Linked DNA regions of Mus musculus: region 1 is linked to region 2. A link is a contact called in ENCODE POLR2A ChIA-PET data. All regions are on one chromosome and are shown on one strand. Each heading gives the region's core, a stretch centred on a gene start or an enhancer-like site at or near the end of the contact. The rest is flanking DNA. Distances are from core to core; before and after follow the strand shown. Region 1 holds the start of Rbpms (RNA binding protein gene with multiple splicing). Region 2 holds the start of 1700104B16Rik (a long non-coding RNA gene).

Evidence for each region. ChIA-PET counts read pairs that join two places held with the same protein, here RNA polymerase II (POLR2A).
Region 1: POLR2A ChIA-PET joins it to region 2 with 11 read pairs in Patski. The contact joins the promoter of Rbpms here to the promoter of 1700104B16Rik in region 2. POLR2A ChIA-PET finds 5 or more read pairs at or near these places in 2 of 5 experiments (Patski and embryonic stem cell).

Annotation. Positions count from the first base shown.
Region 1 is chr8:33,928,427-33,931,952 of GRCm38, reverse strand. Rbpms (RNA binding protein gene with multiple splicing) reads left to right here and starts at 2,090. Exons shown (of 8, transcript NM_001042674.2): 1 at 2,090-2,477. The coding sequence starts at 2,412.
Region 2 is chr8:33,730,338-33,733,742 of GRCm38, reverse strand. 1700104B16Rik (a long non-coding RNA gene) reads left to right here and starts at 1,256. Exons shown (of 2, transcript XR_004691281.1): 1 at 1,256-1,954; 2 at 2,666-3,209. Gtf2e2 (general transcription factor II E, polypeptide 2 (beta subunit)) reads right to left here and starts at 1,676. Exons shown (of 8, transcript NM_026584.3): 1 at 1,614-1,676.

The DNA of each region.
Region 1 (3,526 bases), core at 841-3,340, 200 kb before region 2:
CCCACTGGAACCGTTAAGGACCAGCTTGTCATTTTTTTCTTGGGTCCTTGCCAGGCTCCTGCGGAACAATGTCTCTCTGTGGAGTGTATTCAGGCAGGAATCGCCAAGAAGGGCAAAGGGCTAGCTAGTTCTACTGGCCGGTGCAGCCACCCAAGCCCACCACTCACGTATCGCTCAGAAAGACACTGCCCCCTCGTGGTTCCTCTTATAACTGACTGAAAAACCGGCCGAGCAAAGAGCTGCCAATCAGCACAATCAATAAATCAAAACGCGGACAAAGTTTCCAATCAACTGCAGTTTTGCTTCTGAACTTTTTCTACCGCTGTTCCAAAGACTCTTGGTTCATTTCCTCCCAGAAGGCATCTTGGTTCCTACAGAGAGCAGTGGTATTATGACAGCAACTTAAAACATTATTTTCCTTTAGAAACTTTCCCACGTCTCCAGATCCCCTCAAAGAAAACTTATGATCTAAAACCAAGTATCACTATGGATTTTCACTTCGCAACGCCTTTAAAAGCAAAAGAACGACGTTGCGCGTATCCTGCTTTTTATAATTTGAACCAGGATTCAGCGACTATGTTGCCTTGGAGTTGTTTGGGGTATCTTGTCTCCACAACACTACTTTGAATTGCCTAAAGGCAGGGCCCTTATCTTCAGCTCCCACCCTCTCCCGCCTCACCCCACCCCCAACCGCACACAAAGCGGGGAAGGGTAAAGAATGTGGAGTAGGGAGAAAGAGATAAACAGTTAAACCAAGCCATAAATGAGAAATCGTGATTGGTGCGGCATGCCAGACGAACTTCCTCAGAGAGACAGGCACCATCCGCTGAATCGTGGGTTTTAAATGTCTGTCCAAACTAGTCAAAAGTCTAGGAGCTTACAGGATCTATTGTTGGAAAAGTTCTCTAGGACCAGGAAAATGGAAACTTCCTTAATAATAATGCTAGCTTCCGCCTATTGTAAACCACAATTGTGCAAGTATGGGTGTTAGGAACCTGAGGCTCGCCCCACCTATAATCTCTAAAACCCTGGGATATATATATATATTCATACATACATACATATATGCACACACACATATAATGATTGTAATATATATGTGTGTGTGTATATATATAATCAGTGAAATGGGAGAATATGTATGTGTGTGTATATATGTATGAAATATTTATTCATTTTATAGATGAGGAAGTGGAAGCTATGCGGTCATCCGGTGTTGGGTAATTGCTTTGATTCTCTAGAGATAAATGTCTTGACCTTTGAGGGGCAGTGAGGGATATTTAGTCAACAAGTACATATGGAGGGCCTACTACGCTCCGGGACTACGCTCCAGGTAGCCTACTTAAGTTATGGCAGAGATAAACAGGACGTAGTCCTGTATTCCAGGAAGGGGCTCCCCGTAGAGTGATGTAAACAGACCCGATTCCAGAACAGTCTGGTGCCGGCTGTGCGAGTCTGAACAGGGGCGGCCGGAAGCCTAGAGAGCGATAGCGGCCGAAGTGGGGGGGGCGGGGGGAGGCTGGGAGGTTTCGCTGTACTCGGGCACCCGCAATGGGGTGGCAAGCGGTGTCCTGCAAAAGCGGGGCTCGGTGGTGGGCTGTCCCGCGTGCCCGTCACCTTTCTGCCCGGGAAGAACCGAGTCTCGGCGGGTATTGCCACGGAGGGTGGGTTTGGGTGCACACCCGTCGTGAAAAGCAAGCAAACAAAAGTAGCGCGCTCCAGTCCATGTGCCCCCCACCCCTACCCCGAAAGGCTTGTCCTCGGCTCTGAGCCCCCTCTCCAAGCCCACCGCCGCTGGCCCGCCCAGACGCCTAGGTCCACGGGGTTGGAGAAAGAAGGGGCGGCCCGACCTTCCGCCCGCGGTCCCCGCGGCCTCGTGACCCCGGTGCCGACCCCCCCTCCCCCAAGCCCAACCCAGCCCAGCCCAGCCCAGCCCTGGGTTCGACCGCTCCGCCCCGCGCCCCTCCTCTCGCGGGGGGCTTCGCTGTCCCGATCCGCGTCTCTCTGGGCTGCGTCCGGCCGCGCACGTCCAGGGAGGGCGGAGGGAGGAGAGGAGGGAGGGGAGGAGAGGAGGGAGGGGAGGAGAGGAGGGAGGGGAGGAGGGAGGAAGGCGAGAGAAAGCGCGCTGCGTGCGGCCCCGCTGCCCAGAGCCTGCCAGCAGCGCGTCCTCGGCGGCTCCGGTCCCAACCGCGCCCGCCGCCTCGCCTCCTCGGTCTCGGCCGCGTCCCGACTCCGGGGCTCGCCCGGCCTCTCGGAGGTCCCCGCCCGCCGGTCCGTCTCGGCTCTCCGCTGCGCCGCCCGGCTCCAGCCCCGCAGCCCGCCCCGGGGGAAGGTAGCAGCGGGCGAGCGCGCCCTCGCCCTCGCCTCCAACCCCGCGCCCCAGTCCCGCGCGGCGACGAAGGACCGGGAAGATGAACGGCGGCGGCAAAGCCGAGAAGGAGAACACCCCGAGCGAGGCCAACCTTCAGGAGGAGGAGGTACTGAGGGGGACTGGCTGGGGGGCGCGGGGCGCACGGGCCGGGGCTGGGGGGAGTAGCACGGGACGCGGGCGTCCGGAGGGCGCGGGACTGGGTCCACGCGCGTCCGCCTGCCTCTGGTTATTGCATAAGTTTTGAGGACTTTCCCGAGACTTTTGTAAGTAGAATGCTCAGCTTTGTCTACTCGGGATGTTGAAAGCGGAATCGAGAGCTGACTCCCGGGTGACCTCAGATGATTGGGACCAGGGAGGGTCAGGACTTGGGTTCTTGCGTCTTGCAGCTGGAAATTGGAGGGAGGGAGGTATGGCGAAGGGAGAAACTCTGGGAAAGTTCTCAGTAAAAGATACTTCCGACCCCAGCTCCCCTCCCTCTCTTACTCCCTCCCTCCCTTTCGGTGTTAAAAGTTCTGGGTGAAATATCTTCTTAGCTGAGACATTTTGGATTAATAGATAACTCATAGGACGCATTCTTCTCCGATGAGTCGGAGACCCCCGCCGAACCTGGGAGAGGTCGAATGTGGGGGTGGGGGCGTAGAGTAACAAGGGCTAAAAGCTTTGGGTTCCCCAAAGCAAAGGTGCGTGGAGGGTGTTTTTAAAGGGGGGAAAATCACAACTTTATGTGGCACACTCGGAATTTACAAACAATTTGCGGCTGTGGTGCGTTTCTTACTGAAAACGCCGGTGGTGGACGGGGGTGTACTTGGGGCTCGTGAATTTTGTCAGTTTTGTGATATCCTGTTTCGCCTTCACTCCTGCAAATGTGTTATCTGGAATACAAGAAATTATATTTACCATTTTAAAGGTCTCCCAGAATTGAGTGTGCAGTAGCAGAAACTGCCCATCCCACTATAACGTAAAAAAGTGTTCTTACAGGTAATTTACATCCTAATAAAGGGGACGTACACAACCCGAACTGACTCTAAAGCAGTTAGTATGGTGAGAGTATTGGGACGCTTGTGCAAACTTAAACACAGAGAGTGAAACCAAACATTAAAGAAGAGTATCCATCTACCCAACTCAGACCTGCGTGAACTATCCACTGGTAAAGTG
Region 2 (3,405 bases), core at 7-2,506:
CAAGTTCAGTTTTTACTAAGTATTGCTTCCACGTACATCTTCAGGAAAGCCGGAGCATCCTAACTGGTTCCACACACACTGAGTTCCTTGATTAAATAACAGGGAGATGGAGACTGGAGATATAGCTTGCTGGAGGCAAGTGGCAGTGTGACAGGTTCAATCTTGATCCAAAGGGATTTAAAAAAAAAAAAAAGCACTCATATGGAAAACTCACTGTGAACTTTATGTAAGAAGAGTCGAAGAGTCCCTGGTCTAAGAGTAAAACATCTGCTCCTCCCAGTTTCAATTCCTAACATTTGAGCAAATAATCTACAGAACTGCTCTAAATGTAGTTTCCTCCTAGGTCTGGGGAATGGGGCACTATCAGTGTTGTACATACTTGGCTCAACTCTAAAAGTGAGGAAGTATTTATGAAAGATTTTTTTTCAAGAGTAATTGTTATTTTGGTTGTATTAGGTAAGAAATTAACATTAACTTAATATGCAAGTGAGAGAGGTATGAGTAGGGAAAGCATGAAAATAAGAAAAAATTCACAACGTGAGAAGACTGAGGAAACAGGCAGTTTGCAACTCCTAAAACAGGAACATTTTACTTCATAAGGTCAGATGACTAATCTGGACGTCAAATAAAGACTTTAGGACAGATCAAACCTGTACAACTTAGAAAAACCTAACTACATAATGCCCACAAGTCTGAAAGACTAAGCATTAGTGCTATGGCTAATTTTAACACATAAAACCTGAATAGAAGTGGCACAACTAAGTAAGAAGTCATGTGTCCCAGCCCTGGAACCCTAGCAAAGCTTTCTGAAATAAGAGAGACCTCTCTATATGATGATACCAACAAAGGCACCCAGAGCAAGCGGTTTACTCTCCGGAGTTCCAACTAACTTTTCCTCCTTTTGCAACCAACATCTGTACTGCAGTGCACATCTTAGGGCTAACCTGGGTGGTAAAGAAACTATATCCACGTCTACTTTACATTAATCTGGTCAATCAAAAGCCCCGAACAGGATGTTACGACCGAGAGCTGGTACGTTTCACGGTGGATAGCTACCGGAAAACTAACATTTCAAATCTTCAGGCTCCACTGTCCAGTTCTTTCCTACCCCAGAATCTGCAATCTTCCAGCAGCCTGTCTGTCTACTCTGTCTCTCGCTTCACGGCTCGCCCCCGAGTACCGGAGCACATCAGGAAAACGGAGCGCAGAGTTCGATCGGGAAAATACCTCTCGACTCCTCCGAAAACTCACAACCTCAAAAAGTTTAAAGCAGCATTAGAAAAGCCAGTCGGGAGGGGACGCCATGGTGGTCCCCCCAACTCCACACAGGGATGAGCTCGGCTGCTGTGGTTGTGGCCAAGAAGCGGTCGGCACCATCCGCTCGCCCACCCGGAATCCTTCCCGCTTTCCAACCCGAAAGTTTGCTGTATGGACGTCCGGCCTAAAAGACAATGCTGGCTGGGGCGAGCCCCTCCTCTCGGGGGCTCGGCTTTGGAGAACGGCTCGGCGGCGTGGCGTCCACGCGCGCGTCCCCTCGGAAGACGCGTCCCGCTTCGGGGCAGCCGAGTCCCACGCGGGACTCGTCCCCCTTCGCCCGCCGCCGCAGTCCCTACCTCAGCGCCCGCAGCCCGCGCCGCCTCCCAGCCTCCGCCTCGGCCGCACGCACGCACGCACTCACGCACGCACACACCCGCCCACCGCGGGCCCGCTTCCCGCCCCCCGCCGCCGTCGCGGCGCGCACGCCCAACACGGACCTGCCAAGGGGGTCGAACCCGAGGCGGCCGTGGTGGTGGCGTTGGCGACACAGCCCCGGCCCCGCCCTCCACTTCCTGGTGCGGCGGCTAGGACGCTCGCTCCCAGCAACCACCGCGACGCCGCTCCGAAAAGGCGCCTGCGTCACGGCGTGCTCCGCCCCGAGTTTCCATGACGACCGGAGCGCGCTCAAAGGCTGCCGGTAGCCACGTTTACTCTACCAGCTCTGCTCTAGGGAAGAACGGAAAGCCGCTTTTCTTGGCACAAAGTCGGAGCAGCTCCTTCAGCCGGCTCTGGAGTCTAACCCAACCGGCAACATTACCAATAAATCTGTCATATTTTTTGGAGGGTGGGTGGTTTTGGTTATTTGAGACAAGGTCTTCCTGTGTTGCCCTGATTGGCCTGGAACTTGAATTAAAGTTGCAGAGATCGTTCTGCCTCGGCCTACCAAGTGCTGCTCCATGCCAAGCTTTTTTATTTTATTTCAAATACCACTCACCAGAACCACCTTTAACAAGTGGCGGGGGGCTTGGGGGTGGGAGGGACAGTCTAGCAAAGGCAAACTCAACATAGAATTCAACTTCTGGACTTCAACCTCAAAACTTACAGCTCAGCTTCTGCGCTTCGAACACCGGCTCTTTTCATACCTGTGACCTGTCTTTGATTTTTTGGGGGACAATATAAGATGTGGGTGCGATATTTGGCAACAACAACAAATAATAATAATTGGCCCATCCTGCACCCTACAACTATCCTTGTTTGTACAGCCTAATCCAGTATTTAAATATCCCATAGCTGTAGTTTATTAGTACTAATTACTTTGGGTCTTAGTTTTGTATGTCCCGCCCCCCCCCCAACATAGGATACTAGTGATGATGCAGAAACTAACTTTGTATAACTAAATTTTTGTCAGGTCCAAAGGAGAGTCCAATTCTTCAAACTTCAAATGACAGTCCGAAGATCCACTAGTTAACTTAATCTGGACTATACGAGGAGTTCTAACAACTGACAAAAGACGGCGGCATTCCTCCGGAACTTGTGAAGCTCTAGTTTCTGTCTAGGAAAATGACTCATTTCCCTTTCCTCCAGCAAAAGTGACTTATGGCTCTCCAATTAACATGTCAGCACAAGGTGCAAGCCCGGCAGCCTCCAGACTCCCTCAGTCCCTACAAGCACTTATACATTTCAAAGCCTGCTCACCAGTCCCCTGGCCCTTCCCACCCGCCCACCGATTACTCATTCTTCTTGTTCACTCTTCTCCGCTCCTGCTGCTGCTTTTCTCAATAAGCTTCCCCTATTTTCTATCAGTGGCCATTTTCCCGTTTCTTGTAGACAGTCCTGGCAAAGCCCAGTCTGCTACACATGGTCAATCTACTACTTTCTCTCTCTGCCCTGGACTCTCCAGATCCCTGTGGCTGTTCTCACTCTCATGTCTCCAATAAAAACCTTAGCCATAACATGGGGTGGTCATGTTGGCAGTTTCTTCACCACACCCCTCTTGTATACATCCAGTGCCAAACATGCATACAGTCTTAGGGTTACCGGGATGAAACAACGTAATGAAACCCTTGGAGAGGAAAGGGTTTATTTCAGCTTACACGTCCAGGTAACAGTCCATCTGTCTTAGTAAGGCTTTACTGCTGTGAACAGACA